Linked DNA regions of Homo sapiens: region 2 is linked to region 1. The links are chromatin loops, found by intact Hi-C in ENCODE. Cell type or tissue: breast epithelium. All regions are shown on one strand. Each heading gives the region's core, and the rest is flanking DNA. Links, peaks and the distances in the headings are about the cores only.

Region 1 (11,093 bases), core at 2,937-5,436:
AGAAGACACTCTGGCTGTTAGAGTTGCCTGAGTTCTTGTGCTGGTTCTTTCTTATCTGTGAGGACTAATATAACTTTATTCTTTTAAGTTGATATCCTTTGGGTGGGGCTGTTTGTTTTTATGTTCTTCATTTCCCTTGAGGTATGGTAGATTGGCTTCATTTCTAGATGCCTTCAGAGGGCCAAGGCTCAGTTCCACATTCCTGGGTTGCATTCTCTAAATCCAGGCAGCTGGGACTAGGCTGATAGCTTTGTCCTCTGGCCCCTCAAGATCAAGCAGTAGCTGTGCTGGGGTGGGGGGGCCCAAGGTGCTCCCAGGCTACTGACAAAAGCACTCCCTTGGGGGCTGCTAATGAAAGTGCTCCAGTGTGATAGCAGGGGCTAGCTGGAACAAAAAAACATTCCAGCAGGTGGCAGGGGGCTGCTGGTAAAAGTGCTATGGCAGTGGTCACTGGCAAATGTGCTCCAGCAGAGCAGTGGAGGCTGCACTGCGTGTCCACTCCCAAAGGAGCCTCCAGGTAGGGACTCCGGGAGGGACTGGCAGACAAGGGGGAACATAGATCATACTCACTGTGGTTCCACAGCCCTGCTGTCTGCAGGCCTGACTGTTAGCAAAGGTCAGAGCCAGCTGGGGGAGTATGGAGAACCTTGGGGGATAGGCACCTATTGCTGATTTCCTTTGCAGCTATCTCCACACCAAACCCCCTGGGCTCTGCATAGACTCAGGCTCTGTCTCTGCCGATGCTCCACGCAGATCTCCCTGTCAACTTACTTGTCCATAGGGGTCATAAGCTCTGCAGCCAAGACACGGGAGATCTGTGGCAAGAGTAGGTTGCACTGCAGTTATTTCACTCACCACTATCCTTAGGAGTGGCTCAGGGTCAGGAATGAGTTCTGGTGTTCATCAGTTGCACACAGGGTTCCCAACTTCCTCCTTCTTCAGCTCCTGTGTCTGCATTGTCTCTTCATTCACTCTCAGCACATTCTGTCAGAAGGATCTCTATTTGGAGTATACTGGTCTGCTTGGGAGTCTGATGGCTCTAGATGGAAGAAGCTCTTCCTAGCTGTGTCTAGTCAGCCATCTTTATTCTTTGTCTTTTGCTCTGTACAGCTAGTCACCTCCAAGACAATACCAGGAGGATGTTGCAAATCCTCTATTTAAATTTTGTGACTATTAATTATGTCAAAAAATTTATGTAGTAAGGTAATGTATTGTTTCAAATAGAGTTTAAGTTAACTAGAGGGATACATGAGTAAGGAAATCATTTTTTCCGCTTCTTTTAGCTCATTTTCATTAGCCAATCTAATTCTACACTCTTAACACTCTCTTAGAAAAAAAAAAAAGTTCTACTTATGTAGCTTCAATGGATTGGGAAGTAACAAGTGGTACCAAAAGTTCATTATATCCTAATTTTCCACCCTGGGTCTCAAAGCAATATTGTCTTATAGTTTAGGTTTTTTCCCATGTGCTGGACATGATATGTGATGGAAAGAATGCTTGGTAATTAACCTTGGATCATAACTTGGCAGCTGCTAGGTCTCCCATCTTTAATAGCCATTCACAAGAAGTTGAATTGGGTCCCAAGCTGTCATCCAAATAAGCAGAATGTGTCCTAAGGCAGATCAAATCTAATTACAGGGCTCTAGAGCTATTCCCTTTCCATTCTCCTTAAAAAGAGGCCACTCATACTGCTCCAGCTCCCCTTACGCATTTTGCAGCAGTATCAGGTGGTTCCCAGTAATTCACTGACTCGTAAACCAAACTGATAGAAGTTCTGACTCTTACTAGTCCAATTGAGGTCCTCTGGTAATTGTCTTCTGGTAGAAAGTTGTGGATTTTGCATTATTATTGTGAGACCTCCAATTCATAGACAAGGACCACATGCTCTCCTTCCATATTCTCCTAAATTAGAAAACTTCAATGAGTGTGTTATATATCTCCATCCCAACAAATATTTATCTTCCTTGGCTTTCTAGCATCCTTTACATTTCTCCGTTTCCCTAGGCCCCTAGCAATTATGAAATCCATTAACTATAATTATAAAGCTCCATTAAAAATTTGATATACACAGCAGTTAATATTCACCATCTGTAATCTTCCAAATGAATATTTGTTTATTTCAGTACTTCAGCTGCTACATCTAAAAATGAAGGTAAATAATTTGACAAGGGCCTCAAAAGCCCTGAATATTTTATTTCAACTGAGCAGTATGTGACTTCTTAAAATATCTCAGGCTCTTTCTTTCATAATGCCCCTATTGATTTCTTTTTTTAGAAGACTAGAAAGGGAAAGGATTTAGGTTACAAAATTCATACTTATTTTTAGTAAAGTATTTAAAAACCAAAAGGTATCATTAGAGAAATGCTATTATATTGTCAGTGCAATCCCCAGTTAATATGTGAGGCACTCAATTTAAAATGGTCAAGAGAAAAATCATCATCTTCATCATCATCTGTGGAATCTAACATACTAGTTCCAGTCAGAATTCTTGTTTGGAATAGAAACCAACAAACCCACTCTGGTTAACTTAAGCAGAAAAGGGATTGCTCATCAGATCTATAATAGCTCTCAGATTCAAGCTGGAGAACCAGACTCAGGGAGAAATCAAGGAAGTAAAGGTGCAGCCAAGGAGTCCCCAGTGGACTTCATGGTATCACTGTTGACAAACAAACCTTTGATATTGCTGTCTCTTGTGCCTTCACCCCTGGACACTGGCTGCTGCTCTGCCAGTATCCACTGTCTCTAAATATTCGTTGTTATGCCACTGGGAATCTCCAGATTACAGTGAAAAAATTCTGACTCTATACCTTCACTTCTCTTCCTTTTTTTTTCAGTTTCAAATGCAGGCCACAGCTTCTGATTAGTTGAGCTGTTAATATGTTCAGGGTCTAGGTTCCCAGATGTATTAGGCCGTTTTCATGCTGCTGATACAGACATACCTGAGACTGGGTAATTTATAAAGAAAAAGAGGTTTGATGGACTCACAGTTCCACATGGCTGGAGAGGCCTCACAATCATGGCAGAAGGCAAAAGTCACATCTTACATGGTGGCAGACAAGAGAGAATGAGAGCCAAGTGAAAGGGGTTTCCCTTTATAAAACCATCAGATCTCATGAGATTTACTCACTACCACCAGAATATTATGGGGGAAACTGCCTCCATGATTCCGTTATCTCCCACCATGTCCCTTCCACAACACATAGGAATTATGGGAGCTACAATTCAAAATGAAATTTGGGTGGGGTCACAGCCGAACCATATCACCAGAGGAAAAGGCAAGATATACTTTATGCTCCTTTTGTTTTATAGTAGAAAGTGTAATTCCACCTCTGTGTCAGTCTATTCTCACACTGCTATAAGGACATACCTGAGACTGGGTAATTTATAAAGAAAAGAGTTTTAATTGACTCACAGTTCAGTGTGGCTGGGGAGGCCTTAGGAACCTTGCAATCATGGCAGAATGGGAAGCAAACATGTCCTTCTTCACATGATGGTAGGAGAAAGAAGTGCCAAACAAAGGGAGAAAAGCCCCTTAAAAAACCATCAGATCTCCTGAGAACTTACTCACTATCATGAGAACCTCATGGGGGAAACCGCCCTCATGATTCAATTATCTCCACCTGATCCCACTATTGACATGTGGGGATTATTACAAATCAAGGTGAAATTTGGGTAGGGACACAGAGCCAAACCACATCAACCTCTACCTATCCTTTGAGTAGCCACAAATCTTGGTTTGTGGTAATAGCCATGATTTTAGCCCATTGTTCAGGAGTAATGATGAATAATGCTCCCTTTATTCCAAAATGTATTCAGGTTTAGATGATAAATGATGTGCTTGTCTTGCTTATCAAAGGATTTCGCCTCATATTCAAAGGATGTTTAGATGCTGGGAAATCAGATTTTATACTCTTTGTTTCTCACAAAGACACAAAGTGTGACTGATGCTTCTTTACCATTTTTCTTCCCACAAAATGGGGATGGAAACATACTTTTGCATATCATTATTTCTTGAGGTACTTTCACGTTTAATCCCTTTGAGCAAGCAGTCAACACTAACCAAACACAAACATTAGCTTCTTTCAGAATCTAGTAATGCATCCCATTTACAGGTACTATTCTTATTGATGGATGAAAAAGGTAGAGAATAACTAAGTTCTCTCATATGAAAGCTTATAAAAGTAATTTATCACATATGCATCTACTGCTAAATAGTATCATTTGTGTGCCCAAAGCAATATGTGCTCAGATGGGAAAGCTTTCTAGAGATAGTAACTAGAGTAGTTTATGGTTTTGCTAATGTGAGCCAAGTGGGATCAAAGGGCAAAGAAATTATTTTCCCTCCACCCTCAATTGGGATGGTGACCAAGATAAGCCATTTACCTGCCATAGCCTGAAAGTAGTATCTCCTCCTCTTCTCCCTGTTTTTCTAGCCAATTGCATCTGAGGCATTCATTTTCTTTTATCATCCACTTCCTGGTAATATTATTATGCTTTCTTGCTATCTAGATAATATGTATTTTGATGGTCCATACCACTTAAGTTGGGTACCCTTTGAAGTAGGAAACCATACCTTGATCATCATTGTTTTTTTTAGTCACACCTGACACAGTGATTTGTATGCAAAGGTTCTTGATTTTTAACACTATAATTAAAATGTAACCATGCACAGTGTAATGTACATAACAAAGGTTCAAACTGTGTGTTAAATGATCGAACATAATTCCGAGTAAAAAGAGCCATTTGGAAATTACATAAGTTTCTGGAGATACTGGATGTAGAATCCTCAGTATCTTATAAACTAAATTCTGCAAAGAAATACATTAGGAACCTTGGAAGATGTCTTTTTTATATGTTATTCTGGAAGATGTCTTTTTTATATGTCATGCTGTTAATGTAATACAATACAGGAGGAGCAGTCTTCTTCCCAAAGAAACTTACTAGCTCTCTGGAAGTTACTCTTGTGAGTTTATTTTAATGGAATTGCACCTTATGAATTTTGATTGACAAGGACTACCAACTGTGACCTTTGTGACTTATCTTGATATTTTAGTTCCTTGAGATGAGTTTGTTCTTCATCATTGAGAAGTAATAAACTGAAAATAGATGCCTCCACAGAGACCATAATAGAGAACACTTTCAAAGGGGAAATTGCTTTTGCTCAGAGAAATGTTCTCACCATTTTACTTTTTTGATTGTTTTCTCACACCTTATTTCACATAGGAAGACGTTTTCTTTAATTACCGTAATCAAATGTGCGCTCATAGGAAGTGACTCAAAGGAAAAAGGTGTAGACTCCTATGAACTGATAACATAGAAGCTGGTGACCACACAGGAAGGCCTTCAACATGGAAACACAATGTTAGTTTTCTGCCAGGATTTCATGGCCAATGATAAGGCATTGCATTCCCTTGTACATATTTACATAACTTCATGAAATTGCTTTTAAGTAAGGCTTGCAAGATGCATTACGTATGTGGAATTAACTTATATTTCATTACATTGTATGGTTTAGGCTCGTTGAAATGCACAGTTTTCCTAGTTTTGAGTCTGAAATGAAGAAGTAAATATTTGTTCATTCACTCAGCAAGTATTTATTGAGTGTCTACTATGTGCAAGGCATTATTCTAGGGTCTATAGATACAGAAATAAACAAGACAATGTTCTTTTCCAGTCCTGGAATATTAGGGTAACATGGAGAAGATGGGAGTGGAGACATAATAAACAAATGGACAAATATATATACATATATAAAAAATATAAAAATGTTATAATGTAAATATATTTTATCAGGTCATTGTAAGTGCATTGGAAAGCATGAGACAAGGAGAAGAATAAGACACTGCCAGTGAAATCAGGAATTTCTATTTTAAATAGGTGGCCAAAGAAGTTGTTCTAAGGAGGTGCTGCATGATATAAAATCAGATATAGGTTTAGTGAGAGTAACATCATGTGGATAAGTGACAGCAGAATTTTCTGGATAGAAAAATCGTTGAACTTGCTGCCCTAAGTAATATCCTCTTCCAAGAAAAGGCAAGGTGTTCGGACAAGGAGGGTGAGTGTTACAAGGTGAAGTAAGAATATTAGCAAGAACTAAATCATGTGCTTATGCAGGCCTTGATACTCCCTCTGAAAGTTATACCAAATTTTTTATATATATATATATATATATATATATATATATATATATATATAACGTATACTTATATATATATAATGTATGTTTATCAATGAGTTCTCTGAAACACCAACTTTTGTATCATTGTAACTGCCTCTTCTATCTCCTTTCTTTTCCTCCTTTCTTATTCCCTTTCAAATGTACCATACTTGAGCTTTTATGCTACACCTGGTTTTTACATAGAAAAGGAATTTAATGAGAGTGTGCCTGTCACTGCACAAAGAATATTCCCATTTGATCTTTACAGCTACCTTCTTTTTTTTTTTTCTGAGACGGAGTCTCGCTCTGTCGCCCAGGCTGGAGTGCAGTGGCGTGATCTCGGCTCACTGCAAGCTCCGCCTCCCGGGTTCACGCCACTCTCCTGCCTCAGCCTCCCCAGCAGCTGGGACTACAGGCGCCCGCCACCACGCCCGGCTAATTTTTTGTATTTTTAGTAGAGACGGGGTTTCACCGTGTTAGCCAGGATGGTCTCCATCTCCTGACCTTGTGATCCGCCCACCTCGGCCTCCCAAAGTGCTGGGATTACAGGCATGAGCCACTGCGCCCGGCTACAACTACCTTCTAAGGCAAGGCTGAGGTTAAGTAAGGAGTCATGAGGTTCATAAGCTTAAGGCTGTTTGAGCTCCTCCTGTTCTGCCACACTACCACCATCTCCATGGCTCAAGGGATGAAGTGGACCCTTCATCATCTCACCTGAAAATTGAGTGGGTGGGCTTTACCCCAAAGGGTATATGAAAGGTTGACCTTGGACTCGTATCCTAAAGCCAGCCAGACTATTTTCCAGTTGTATCCAGTCCTTCCTCACTTCCCTTGTCTGCTGCCAGGGGGAAGAATTCTAAAGTAATTAGCTAGAACTGGTCCTACTAGAGTATGGTGAAGGCGGCTTCTGCCCAAGAAATTTACCTTGTTTTGTGGTCTCTCTGTTCATGTGGGTCTCACTCATAGATAAAAGTGGTGTGGCCAAGAATGGAATTGAGAACACTGCCTCCAATAAGACAAAACTAAATAAGCCAAATGGTGGAATTTCAAGGCCTATACACCGTGTCTGGGTTTCACGGGTAAGCTATTCATCTGCATTTCCTGTATGCTTGTAGTCACTTTTCATTTGCATGTTCCCAGAGAGAAATAAAATACTGATATAAACAAAGGAATTGGAGCAAGGCAGGTTGGTTCTTGGGAGATACAAATATTAACTCTTATTCTGTCTTTCTAGATTTTTTGCTTCAAAATATTCTGTTCACCGCTAAGATTTTAATGAAAAGAAACATCTATAAGAAATGTTTCTCTATGTGTACCTCTTAGAAATGTAATAACTTATTTATGCAAATGTAAATTATTAAAATAAGTAATTAATATTGATTTATTATTCTAATGCCTCTTCTGAAGAACTCTTCTAGCTGTGAACTGAAAGTTATATCTTGAAAGTGTGCAGCATTTGGAACCAGATGAAGCCAAGTTTAAGGCTGGGCATCCTTGCTTACTGGTTGTATTTCTTTGGCTAGTTAAGTTCTGTGAGTCTCAATTATTAAATCTGTAAGTGGGTATAATAACTCCCCTAATTATACTGTGAGGTATATATTATTATGTGAGGCAATGTATATTAAAGTATTATACATTGGAAACCCCACAAAGGTAAGGTGTTATTAGTAATAACCATCATTTAATGCTGTTCACACATGACATGTATATATAGTCACTCCACAAAGCCTGTGATTATCTAAATTGGTGATTAGAAGAGTAACAGAAGTTCTTTCCAAAGACAACACATGAATTCAAAGATTGAAAAAACATTCTTCCATCACAAAGAGAAGACTTTACACTTTCTGTTCTATTTTGTGAAGAGGATATGGAAATTAAAGTAAGCCTTATGTATTTTTTCCAAAATATGGATATTAAATCAGAGAAACAAATAAAGAACAAAAGCCACAACAATAACAACAGCAACAAGCAAACTAAGAGTCTTCTGGCTCAGTTCAAGGCAATAACCTGTATTGTAGGTAACAATAGTGATTACTCCGTATTTTCTCTTTTTATTAATAGAAGAAACTCAAAGAAGAAGAAGAAAGTCTGGCTTCCTTTTACTATTTGTGACTATACATAAAATAGAACTGGAAAAGAGAATAATAATTATCCTCTTGTTTGACTTATGTCAACAGCTTTTTTTATTGTCATAAAGACAAAATAAGACAAAAAGCATTCCCTTATAAAAGTGTGAATTGTTACTAAATTATCTAGATAATTTCTTCTACTCTGTTTTACTGTTGCTGAATGTTTTACTTATTGTCCCCAATAATGTTGTATGGCCATGTTCCAAAGACTTTTAAACATTTTTTGATTTACGCACACTTTCTATTAGCCATTTTCTAAAAAGATTTTTTTCCCAAAGCAAGTTGAGTAATCATGCTTTCTATTTTTAATTTATACTTAACACTCTATTTTCGTTCTCACCATTCATGTGCTCTGTGTTTACTTACCTTGCTTCAGACAGGTCTGTTTCCCTTTCTCTTTTATGGAAAACTTCACCATCTGTTCCCAATGCTGTAATAGCTTACCATGGTATTTAGGTTTATAGTGGGTAGGACTGAGGAGTGGCAAAGAGAGTTAAGAAAAAGAAAAAAAAACTGAACTGTGTCAATTGAAATTCAAGTTAATTAATGGAAAACTTTTGTGTTAATAAAACATTTTTATTGCATACTATAACATGAAGCATACATTTCCTAAAATGTATTTATTGTTATATCTACTACTAATATTATTCAGCCTTTTTTTTTTTTTTGAGACAGAATTTTGCTCTTGTCACCCAGGCTAGGGTGCAATGGTGCAATCTCGGCTCACTGCAACCTCCACCTCCCCGGTTCAAGTGATTCTCCTGTCTCAGCCTCCCTAGTAGCTGGGATTACAGGCATGCACTACCACGGCCAGCTAGTTTTTTGTACTTTTAGTAGAGACAGAGTTTCACCATGTTGGTCAGGCTGGTCTTGAACTCCTGACCTCAGCTGATCCACCCACCTCGGCCTCCGAAAGTGATGGGAATACAGGCATAAGCCACAGTGCCCAGCCTATTCAGCCCTTTTCTATTTGGAGAATGGTTGGTCTTTGCACGTTTTACGTTGTCATCCACATATAAATGAAATCAGTTGAAATAAGAACCATTATGACACTTTTACATTAAAAAGAAAGTAACTATTGAAACTTTTCAGCAAAGAAGATATACGAATGATCAGTAAGCACATAAAAAAAATTGCCCAATATCTTAGTCATTAGGGAAATGCAAGTTTAAGCCACAATGAGGTTCTATCTCACATCCACAAGGATGGTGATAACAAAAAAGTAGACAATAACAGTTGTTGAGGATGCAGAGAAACAGAAGCCTCACGCACTGCTAAGAGAAATGTAAAATGGTATAGCCATTTTGGAAAACACTTTGGCAGTTTCTTAATCAGTGAAACAAATTTATCATATAACCCAGAAATGAAATTCTACCCAAGAAATGAAAACATATGTCCACACCAAAACATATACATGCATGTTCATAGCAGCATTATTCATAATAGACAAAAAGTGGAGCCAACTCAAATCTCCATTAATTAGTGAAGGGAGAAATAAAATGTGGTATTTTCATACAATGAAATACTATTCAGCAATAATAAGATAAAGCACTGTTTCGGGCTATTACGTGGGTGAACCTTGAATGCATTATGCTAAGTGAAATAAGCCAGGTACAAAATATCATGTAATAGTATGATTCCACTTGTGTGCAAAGTCCTGAGAATACAAATCTATAGAGACAGAAAATAGATTAGTGGTTACCTGGAATTGAGGTGGAAACAGGCATTAACTATGAAGGGGCCTGAGGGATCTTATTGTGATGATTGAAACATTATAAATCTGGATTATAGTGAGACAGATGTACCACCACTAGGTACTTTACTAAAAGCCATTGAATTGCATGCTTAAAATGGGCTTGAGTACTGCAGTAGGTTTTCTGTGCAGGTGTCTTAATAAGGTTTTGTATGGAGGGAGAGGCTAGCCCTCATCTGGGAAAGAGACTTGCTAGGATTTAGTCGATTTTGTCTCTGTTTGTGCCACCTGCCCCACTATGAAAGCTTTATGACCAATAAAAACAGGAAATATGCAATTCCTGGAGCTCAGGTTTTATATTTTCCTGCCCCAGAGGACAACATAAAATCCATGTTAACCCTAGATTTTATGCATTTCAGGTGTTCAAAACAAGGTACAGTGTAATGCAGGGAACTTGAAAAGCAGAGCGTTTGACCTCAGCATCCTGAAATCAGGTGTGAGAAGAAGAAAACAAGACACCTTGTAATTAAGACAGATCCAAGACCAGATTAATAATAAATATGGCAGGAAACATTGGGAAGTGTCACCCTAGAGGCCGAACCATGGATTTTAATATGTATCCTTTCAATTAGCCATTGACTCTGTGGACATCCTTTCATACTTAATGGAAGCAGCCTATGTTAAAATTCAAATAAAATCTCAAATTTAAAATCATTTCTCATTTTCACTCTGCATTTATTATAGCAGCCTCTTTGAAGTCACTGTCCTTCTTCTTCTTTTTTTTTTTTTTTCCCCAGACAGATTCTTGCTCTGTTGTCCAGACTGGAGTGCAGTGGCACGATCTCAGCTCACTGCAACCTCCGCCTCCCCGGTTCAAGCAATTCTCCTGCCTCAGCCTCCTGAGTAGCTGGGATTACAGGCACCCGCCACCACACCTGGCTAATTTTTGTATTTTCAGTAGAGACGGGGTTTCACCATGTTGGTCAGGCTAGTCTCAAACTCCTGACCTCAAGCGGGTCTCAAACTCCTGACCTCAGGCGATCCGCTCACCTCGGCCTCCCAAAGTGCTGGGATTTCAGGCATGAGCCACGGAGCATGGCCTGAAGTCACTTTC
Region 2 (11,093 bases), core at 3,104-5,603, 57 kb after region 1:
ATGATTGATTTTATTGAAGTAGTCTATTTCATACATCAACCGCTAGCTTATTCTTTCTCTATCAAAGCATTTAAGGAATAAAAAAAGCAAACCACAGAGAATATCTTCACTTTATTCAATGGGCAGAACACTAGATGTTCCAGCATAAGAATTTGTTATTTCCCTCAAAATCAATAAATACAAACAGAAAAATCAATAAAGATTTTACTCCATTGAGCAAGGATAATACCAAATCTAACGAAAGTAATGTTTTATTGATGGGGGAAAATGTAACCATTCTTTATGGTCCCAACGACAGATGGAAGTTTGCTGCCTTTTATACCAAATATTCAACTGTGACACCATTTATTTGATGGGGAAAATGTCAATAAAATTAGAGCCCAATAGGCCTCGACAGGTTTCTTTAGTTTAAAAAGTCTTTACTTAATTAATTCAAGATAATATAAATATTATACAAATATTGATTTGTTAGAAATACTGCTCTTGATATGGAAATACTTACAATGAGAATTTTTGTGAGAAAGTGAAGCAATCTTAACTTTTATTTTTTATTACAATTAGTTAATGAAGAGTAACAATGATCTGAAGTCATCCACTAAAATATTTTGTTTGCCATTTATTGCATAGTAAATTCTGTATTTCCTTGGTTCAGAACACATATTACTAATGAAGTCAAACGTGTATTTTCAGAGAGACTATCAAACAAAAGCCAGAGGTGAGCACAAGAAAAGTGTATTTTTAAAGGTAAAATATGTTCAGTGTTCTGTGAATAAAAGAAAACTGCACTGCTTAAGACAAAAAGCTGTTAAGATTGTTTACAGATCAAGAAATTATTTTACAAAAATGGTTATTTATTCATCATTTTTTTCAACATCCATGGAAGAATGCCTCTTGAAGAAATAGGATGTTTACTATTTAAGTTGGGAAAAAAATTGGCAGTTTTCCTATCCAAGAAACGATTAGTACATTCATGTTGAGGATGACTGGGCTTCTGAAGGTCCTTATAAACTTCATTTTAGTGTTTGGCATTTCCTTTTACGTAATTGCAGCTTTTAAACTAAAGATCAGATCATACACTGGCATATTTTTGTTATTCTTGTTTTGTGCATTGTTGGTACAATTTCTGATTTGATTCCTGATGAAAATAACAAACAACATTTGTGGTAGTACTTTGGAAGTTAAGCCTTTTACATCAATTGTCACATTTTATTATTTATTTATTTATTTCAAGACAGAGTCTCACTCTGTCACCCAGGCTGGAGTGCAATGGTGCAATCTCAGCTCACTGCAAGCTCCACCTCCCGGGTTCAAGATATTCTCCTGCCTCAGCCCCCCGAGTAGCTGGGATTACAGGCACCTGCCACCACACCTAGCTACTTTTTTTTTTTTTTGTATTTTTAGTAGAGACAGGGTTTCTCCATGTTGGTCAGGCTGGTTTTGAACTCCCAACCTCAGGTGATCCGCCTGCTTCGGCCTCCCAAAGAGCTGGGATTATAGACATTATCTTTAAAACAACTCTGTGAGAGTAGTGAGAGGAAGTGGTAGTAGAATTCTTATTATGGCAATAGGAATACTAAGACTCAGGTAAATTAAGTGATGTTAGTGTAAGACAGATAGGGAAACTCAAATTCCAGGGTTTCAATTCTGGCCTCTGTTTTTCTTTCATTTACCATCCAACCACTACAGTGTCCTCTTTCCTCTTTTACTTCTGTCATAGAAAAATCTTAAGGAGGCCAGGCGCGGTAGCTCACACCTATAATCCCAGCACTTTGGGAGGCCAAGGTGGGCGGATCATTTGAGGTCAAGAATTCGAGATCAGCCTGGCCAACATGGTGAAACCCGTTCTCTACTAAAAATACAAAAATAAAATTAGCCGGTTGTGGTGGCAGGCGCCTGTAATTCCAGCTATTCGGGAGGTTGAGACAGGAGAATCGCTTGAACCCGGGAGGCAGAGGTTGTGGTGGGCCGAGATTGCACCACTGCACTCCAGCCTGGATGACAGACTGAGACTCTGTCTCAAAATAAATAAATAAATAAATAATAAAATGTGACGATGTAAAAGGCTTAAGTTCCAAAGTGCTACCACAAATGTTGTTTGTTATTTTCATGAGGAATCAAATCAGAAAAGTACCAACAATGAATAAAACAAGAATAAGAAAAATATGCCAGTGTATGATCTGATCTTTAGTTTAGAAGTTGCAATTACGTAAAAGGAAATGTCAAACGCTAGAACAGGTGAATCGCTTGAACCTGGGAGGTGGAGTTTGCAGTGAAGCCGAGATAGCGCCACGCCACTGCACTGCAGCCTGGGCGACAGAGCAAGACTCTGTCTCAAAAAAAAAAAAAAAAAAAAGTAAAAGAAAAAGAAAAAAGTTTGAAAACCAGTAGTCTAGGCCAAGGCACCTCACCACCACAAAACTGTTTTCTTTTCAAATTGGATCAACGATAGCTGTGATACAGAGCTTTTAGGGCAGCGGTTTCCAACCCTTTTGGCACCAGATACTGGTTTTGTAGAAGACGATTTTTTTCACGGATGGAGGAGAGAGGGGATATGAAACTGTTCCATCTCAGATCATCAGGCATTAGTTAGATTCTCATAAGGAGCGCACAACCTAGATCCCTCGGATGTGCAGTTCACAATAGGATTCGTGCTTCTATGAGACTCTAATGCTGCCGCTGATCCAGCAGGCGGAGGAGCTCAGATGGTAATGCTGGATGTCTGCTGTTGCTGTTCACCGCCTGCTGTGCGGCCCGGTTCCTAACAGGCCATGGACTGGTCCCGGTCCCTGGCCTGGGGGTTGAGGACCCCTGTCTTAGGGATATTGGGGCAATGAAATTGAAACAACCAACTCATAACAGGCACTTTAGAAATGGTAACATTCCCAGGGGATTAAAGCTTGTCACCAGGGTTAATTCCAAATTATTCATTAAATTTTGTCCTCTATGGAAAGAAAAGTTACCTCTTTTGGGTAACTTATGGTACACTTTGGCTATATTCAAAATGGTTAGTGGCTGCCATTGAAAAGAAATCAAATAAGGCCAAGTGATTTTTTTTTTTCTAACTAGGAAACTTAGGAAAAAAATTAAGGAGGTGGCATGACCTGTTTATTTATGTGATTCTGACCATTATACCACAATAGTTTTGCCTAGTGGCCGATTTTAGTCCTATGGCTTGAATGACTTAAAATATGTAGATCTAATATGGCTTGGTAATATAAAAGTCCTCAGTTTAAAAAGTCAATTCAATTTAAAATTGAATTTAAAATTGACTTTTAAAAAGTCAAATTCGATTTTAAAACTTAATGAGAAAAGGTTTTTAGTCTCGTTTCCACCAGAACGTGTGAAAGTTTTCTTTCTTTTGCTTTTCTCATTTTGTAACCGGCTACTTTGGTCCTACGTTGCTGTATGTAACACAGGAATACAAACAGGCAAATCAAGCCAATTTCTTCTTCTGATCCCTATATGTCCTCTTCCTGAACCTATAAATGGTTTCAATTCATACAGTAGTTGTTACGTATCAACTCTGTGCCAGGTACCATGCCGTATGCTTGGGGCCACGCTATCCTCATTTATTTCACTCTTTTTCTGAGGACTGTTCTACAGCAGGAATTTTGGGGTCTAAGCCACTTCAGTTGGCCCCGTAAGTTTTTATTTTTAAATTAATTTAAGAGTCTTGCATAATTTGCATATGAGTTTTAATTACTAGAAAAGAGGGAATAAGTATGTTTACTTTTATTTAACTCTCAGCATTTCCAGATTCCTGAAGTTGAAAAACATCACCCAAAACCATTTAAAATTTTTGTTTGTTTGTTTGTATGTTTTAATAGTTCCCAAAGGTGGAATCTGTGACTTGAGGGAGGCAGTGAAAAAAACATAATGCCTGCAGTTACTGAAGCATAAAACTACAGGGTTTCCATAGTTGCTGTAGTCTATAACCCGAGGGCACTCTATTAAATAATCTTAACTTGCTGGGAAGGAGGGAAAACATTTAGCTATAAACTAGACTTACAACCGCAAGTGACATTTTTTCAAAAGGTTACCACATCTCTGTTTATCAAATTTATATGTACATAAAAAGATTAAAAGTTAGTTACTCCAGTATTTACAGAGAACACACACCTCTGACTAACTCTGTTTAGAATCTCTAATTATATCACACTCAAGATAAAGGCCGATCCTGCTAACACTTTGTAACCGTGGTAATAACTGCTTCCACCACTGCAGGTCTAAGTTTAAATTATGCACTGCTGCTTTGAAAGAGGGGATCTCGACAGGGAAACTGGTGTAGTCCACTTCCATCCAGCCTCAACTGTCTCACTGCACCTCAAGGACACTGTTAAATCATTTGCCCAAGCATTAATTTTTTTAGCCTCCACCCCAGATTTAATCACTTACTTATCTTCCTGCCAAAGTAATTGTGCTGGTAAAACAGGGCAACTGGAATCTAGGCAGAACTGGCTGTTTCTGCTTCTGTCCAAAGGGACAGGGATGGAAAGGCTGATGGTGGTGATTTTGTGATTGAATGGGGGTAATTGTTCTGGGTTTTTTGTTTTTCCCTTTAAAGAAAATTCTACAGGCTTGAAAACTCTAAGATAAGGAGAAAAGCTGACCTAAAAACACTGTCATCTCACAAACCTTTAGCTAGTAGAAAACAGATCACCTTTGTTACATTTTGGCTGGATAACATTGCACACATTATTTGGGTAATTGAGGTCAATGGAAACACTTGGACTTTATTTTCCCAGGTACTTTTCTTTTCTAGCCTGAATTATGAGCCTCATTCTGGCACAGAGTCCTACTTACAGAATGTGTTGCCAATTCATTGGGTGCATTTAGTAAGTTCATACGATAGACATTGAAAAACCCAAGAGTATCATTTTGGATGATCAGGCTCTATAGTTTCTCTTCAGTAATTTTTGATTTATCTACCCGGGTTAGCAGGGATATATGAAATAGTGCACAATACCGCTAACCCACTCACAATACCGCTAACCCACTCACAATACGGCTAACCCACTCACAATACCGCTAACCCACTCACAATATGGCTAACCCACTCACAATACCGCTAACCCACTCACAATACCGCTAACCCACTCACAATACCGCTAACCCACTTAGATCACCTGAAAAAGTGTCAACCATTTTGTTTAGCTCAGTTGCCAGCAATGTAACAAAAACATTGTCCAGAAGTATTCTTTAGGACATTTGTGGCTATGAAACAAAGATTCAAAATCCTTAGCCTAACCGGTGAATGTTTTCCCAGTTTTGACTCAGCTTGATCTTTTGGCCTTCTCTGCCTCCACTTCTCTTATATGACTCCAGCCTTCCCACTTTACAAAAATGCCTTGTTTCTTTCTCCCATCTGGAGAATGTTAAGTTCTCCCCTACTTGACTTTCATCCATCTAAGCATATCTTTCAAAGTGATAGCCCAATCTACCCTTTACACAACACCTTTTCAGAAGAATTACACCAATCATGAGTAGGTCCTCCTCAGAACTCACTCATGCTGTCTACTTCCTCTCCTACTCATTTGACCATCATCTGTCACCATTTCCCACTCATTTGACTGTTAACTAAAATAAAATTGAAGTCAAAACACAACTTAAGTGATAAGATAATTTCCTGTTTGTTATATCTTGCCTTCTAAATAGCTTACTAACTTCCTGTGGACTACAATCACGTCTTATACATCATAAATTTGCTAACAACCAGCTACCCTCCTCCAACACAGTGCAGGAGAGGCCTATGGAATAGTACGCATTTACAGGGGTCAAAGAATCAAAATTTAGGCTTAGGAATGATAAATAATGGGATTTTCTCCTTAATAGGATTTGCTGCAAACAAGTAAACATGCAGTATTTGTTTGGGGTGCTCCTTCCACTCAGCACCCCACCTTATCCCCCAGTACACATACACACACACACACACACCACTCCTCTGATGTTTCCATGGCATCTATTCTACTGGTTGCAGAATATAGTTTTCTGCTGTTTTCCCAGATAAGCCTTTAGTTTCTTGCTATTACCTAGGTAGGGCTTCATTAGACACTTAAGGGCTGCTTTGCTTGAACTGAATACATACCCTTGAATCATCCTGATGTACTTTATCAAGAGTCACCTCTCCCTTACTTATTTCCAGGGCAATATTTACATTTAATCGGGGAGTGTGGAGTTCATCAGTCTATGCAAGTAAATGTTAACATTCCATGTCCTGTGACAGCTTGGGTGAGAGCTGTAATTTATTGGGTTGGAGGGGGGTTGTGGTTATTTGCATTGTGTAAGCTAAGCCTCATTCTTAACACAGAAAAAAGAATGCTACACAACACCAAAAAGGCTAAAATTTGTTTTGCATTATAAATAACAGAAACCTAAAACATCTACCTAAAAGCACATTGGAATGAACCATAGCAAGTTCCTAATTTTGTTTTTCATTGTGTTTTTATTGTTTTATGAGTCTTAGTTTCCATATAGGATCAAAATGACTCAAATCACATCTTTTACATAAGTGTTTTCTACTTTTAGCCTGTATATTTACAATTATGGAATAAACCATATATGCAAGTTTACCTTCCTCCAAGAAAATATGGATCTGTAGATACCATGTGAAGTCAAAGAACAACATTTTAAGATTTTTATCACTTCCTGACCATGGGATGTTTTACAACCTAAGAATAGCATTTCTGAAAAACAAACTCAGAGCATGAGTTATGTAAGAGGCAGTTGGTTTTACAGTTCGAAATAACTGAAATATGTACTAGTCCATTGTATTAGTCAAGGTTCTCTAGAGAAACAGAACCAATAGATAGATAGATAGATAGATAGATAGATAGATACATAGACAGATAGATATAGATAGATATAGATAGATGATAGATATAGATAGATAGATAGATAGATAGATAGATAGATAGATAGATAGATGAGATTCATAATGAAAACTGACTTATTCAATTATGCAGGCTAAGAAGTCCCACAATATGCCATCTGCAGCTGGAGAACTAGAAAAACTGTGCTGAAATTCAGTCTGATTAAGAAGGTCTGAGAATTTTGGAAGCCAATGGTATAAATTTTATTTAAAGTCCAAAGGTCCAAAAACCTGAAGCTCTGATGGCTGAGGGAAGAATATGGATGCCCCATCTCCAGAAAAAGGAAAAGATGTTTGTCCTTCCTCCACCATTTTGTTCCATCCAGACCCTCAGCAGATTGCATGATGCCCCCCACATTAGCGAGGGCATTCTTTACTCAGTCTACTGACTCAAATGCTAATCTCAAATGCCAGACATCCTCACAGACACACCCAGAAGTAATGTTTTACCAGCTATCTGGCCAACCCTTCGCCAGTCAAGCTGACACATAAAATATAACCAACACGTCCATCAATTTGCAAAGGTTGAAAGTTAGTAAAAGATTCCTCAGAAAGGAAGAAATGGAAGAAAATCTGAAAAAGGTGAAATAACCTTTTGGACGCAAGTGTGGATGCTCTATAGTATTATTTGTCTAAGGCTGCTTTGACAAAGCATTGCAAACTGGGTGGCATAAAACAACAGAAATGTATTTTCTCACAGTTCAAGAGGCTAGAAGTCTGAGCCAAGGTGTAGTGTTGGGAGGGCCTTGCTCCTTCTGAAGCCTCTAAGGGAGAATGTCCCCTTTCCACTTTTAGCTTCTGCTAGCCCCGGGCTTTCCTTCCTTGTAGCAGTGCAATTCATCTTCACCTGAATTCTTCTGTGTGTGTGTGTCTGTGTCCAGATCTCCTGTAAGGACACCAGTCGTATTGGATCCGGGCCCACTCTAATGACTTTATCATAACTTGATTACATCTGCAAAGACCCTATTTCCAAATCAGGTCTCATTTGCAGGTACTAGGAGTTAGAACTTCAAAATTTCTTTTTCTGGGACACAATTTAACCCATAATAGATAGTGATGACAAGAAAATGAGAGACTCCAGGAGATTCCATGCTTTCCTTATAAAAGGGTAGAGAAACATAGTGAAATGAAGGAGGGCTTTGTTTTCATTTTCTTACTAATAATTCTTTCTTTTACTGTGCTTTTAGTTTCTTATGGCCATTATTGGGAGGTAAGATAATACCACATGGAAGCACTTATTTTTCTACTTATTATTTAAATCTTTCATTCTTTTCAAGAGGCTTGGCCAATTATTCTGTAATTTGCCATAACTATTGGAATATGGTTAGGTGTCAGCAAGCAGGCGATCTTAGTACAGATAACAAAAAATAGAACATGTTTCACAAGGAGTAAGGAAAAAAAAAACAAATAAAAAGGGCAAATAAGGGGAATAATTAATGATGGATTAGGAAAGGTGAAAGACATGAAGCATTGTCAAAAATATTTATCCTATAAACTTGGTTTAAATTGCGATTTGGTATTGATGCAATGGCTCATGACTCAGGTTTTCTTCCATAATGTCTCTTGTGCCCCAGACAGCCCTGTGTTCTGAAGCTTCCTTTATATTTTCCAGAATTCACAGCCTAAAGAGAAATAACAATTGTGACATTTGCATTTACTTAAGGCTTTGGAAAAACTCAAAGTGAAAATAAAAGTAACCTTCAAGAATTGTCTCCATGGAATAACTGTCTCAACTATTTTGGCCAAGACTGTCTTTAGGTCTTTATTTTCATGGCAGGAATAGCAATAGTTTCAAGCTTTGGAGGGTAAGGGAAGTTGGAAAGGTGGGAATATCAATTGTATCTTTCTACAAGAGAAAACATCTACATGAAGAAAACAGTAGTAAGTGTTGCAATTAGAAATTTGAGAAATTGTAAAAGTTGAAAGAACTTGAACTGCTAACAATTAATAAAAGTATGTATTTTATCTACAGAGATTATCTAGAATGAAAGGATGGGAAGGTGAGGTATTTAAATTATTGTAACCATCCATTGCACTTATTTATTAGTCAATGAGGTGAAAGGTGGGGGGAATAACATATATTTTCTTAATTTTTTGTGATTAAACAAATTCGAGGTGGTAGATTTGATAGGGCTGAAATTTATTATACCACTGTCCCCCGCAGGTTTGAAACAATTTAGGACGCTACATAGAATTACACTTGAAAGTAAATTGCACTGTAGGCAAATCATGTTTCCAAGAACATGACACATCTTACTGGCTAGAGTTAACCAGTCCTGAGAAACGGCAGGAACTCTTGCTCTCCAAATCCTATCTTGCAAGGCCGTAGAATTTGTCCACAGAAAATCATCACCAGTCATCACTGAGCATTTGTCACAGTAGGTTTTATTAAGTTCAGACAGATTCAATTATAATTAAATCAATCAACCTTTCATATATTGGCTAACAGACAGACTTCTAAGAAAACCAAGCTTCCCTAAAAAAAAGCAATTAGATATTATTTTCTTGATTCAACTTATGTGAGCATATGAATAATTTACTTTTGTTTGTTTAATTCACAAATAGCTCAATTTATAAGTATTGGTGTGGGCTATAGGCTTAAGAAACATGTTTGTGTAAAGCTGCTGTCCCACGTAGCATTTACCACCATACTATGTTTTTTATCTTGAGATGCTGAATATACAAATAAATACTGGCCAGACCATGTAAGACAAAACAACTTTGACCATAATCTCTGCAGGAACCAGCCCAGGAAGCCCAATCATAACCTTTGTAGCCATTTGGCCCAAAATGGTCAGAACTTGGTCAATGACTCTCAGCTTTCCTTATGCTTGCCTTCACTTCTAACCTAGAACCAACCAGAAAAAGAAAATGTGCTCCTCAAACCATTTATAGAGGAAGCCCGGCTTCCACATAGCCTACCTCCAGCTTCCTCAGCCAACAGCTTTTGATCAGGGCAAACGTGAAGCTTTTCTACTCTTTCTACTATAAAGATTTTCCACTCCTCTGCCTGCCTGTGAGTCTCTGGCAAACAAAAGTGATCGTGCCTGTCTTCCTTGCAAGCTCTGGATAAATAATTTCTGCTTGTTCTGGTTCAGATGATCGTTGTTTATTTCCACAATCTTTATTAGGATCTCTATACAGAATCTTTTAAATGGCAAGATTAGCCCTGCCCAGATTTAGGAAATCATTTAGGGCCACTGGATATCAAATGTGGTACCAAAAAAAATGTTGAAACTGATTCAAACTTGGGTCAAGATCCCTTTGATCTAGCTCAAATCTGTGATAATTTGGCATTTTATATTACTTAATCCTTTTTTTTTTTTTTTTTTTTTTTTTTTTTTGAGATGGAGTCTTGCTCTGTCACCCAGGCTGTAGTGCAGTGGCACTATCTCGGCTCACTGCAAGCTCCGCCTCCCGGGTTCACACCATTCTCCTGCCTCAGCCTCCCGAGTAGCTGGGACTACAGGCGCCCACCACCATGTCTGGCTAATTTTTTGTATTTTTGAGTAGAGACGGGGTTTCGCTGTGTTAGCCAGGATGGTCTTGATCTCCTGACCTCGTGATCCGCCCACCTGGGTCTCCCAAAGTGCTGGGATTACAGGCATGAGCCACCGCACCCAGCCTACTCAATCCTTTTTCCAGTCCATTTCAGCAAAAGCCTCACTGCTTGTGAGTGTCCTGCATACAGTCTGATTTGGGTGGTTGTTTTCTTTGTGGAACTACTTAGAGGTCATATGACATTTGCCTGTGGATAGTTCAAATTGGCTCTATTTTCTTAGGTCCATTTTGCCCTTATTCACTGAGAAATATGTGGTCTCTCATATAAGATTGTTTCCATTGAAATTCTGCCAATACCTTTTATTCAACTTGTAAGCATGGAAAAGTATTATGAACTTATTTAATTTTTAATTTATTTAAAAATTTTTATAGTAACATTAGCACCTACCTTCTAAAGTTGTTTGAGAATTAAAGGATAATTTCTGTAAGACAATTACCAAAGTTCCAATATGTAATGCTTATTCAATAAATAATAACTATCATTATTATTACATCATAATAGGTGCCTATATTTCTAAATTAACAATCTTTTGTACTATTGATGTGACAATATGTACATTAAGTGGGGTGAAGAATTAAGTCATTCTCTTCATAATCAGGTGATAACAACCTTCTCCTTTATTGAGAATCAAGCATCTCAGAGCGAGCGTGAATGGATATTAGA

Evidence for each region. A loop is a pair of places that touch in the nucleus more often than their neighbours do. Peaks named below come from ENCODE experiments on the same cell type or tissue, not always from the same donor. Only the 100,000 strongest peaks of a DNase experiment are listed, where the experiment ranks them.
Region 2: a loop joins it to region 1, with 24 times the contacts of the local background. A loop is called at or near these places in 2 of 110 quality-filtered maps.

Annotation. Positions count from the first base shown.
Region 1 is chr17:70,029,030-70,040,122 of GRCh38, forward strand. The region is part of intron 1 of LOC105371881 (a long non-coding RNA gene); the gene reads right to left. It overlaps LOC112267896 (a long non-coding RNA gene), which reads right to left and starts at 8,739. Exons shown (of 5, transcript XR_001752989.3): 1 at 8,653-8,739. It overlaps LOC124904053 (a long non-coding RNA gene), which reads left to right and starts at 7,150. Exons shown (of 2, transcript XR_007065891.1): 1 at 7,150-7,236; 2 at 10,399-10,693. In breast epithelium, for the core only: no CTCF peak of the experiment used is centred there; no DNase peak of the experiment used is centred there.
Region 2 is chr17:70,085,689-70,096,781 of GRCh38, forward strand. The region is part of intron 1 of KCNJ16 (potassium inwardly rectifying channel subfamily J member 16); the gene reads left to right. Among named protein-coding and RNA genes, the nearest start is that of KCNJ16, 16 kb to the left of the region's middle. In breast epithelium, for the core only: a CTCF peak has its summit at 4,271; no DNase peak of the experiment used is centred there; H3K27ac peaks cover 1,433 bases.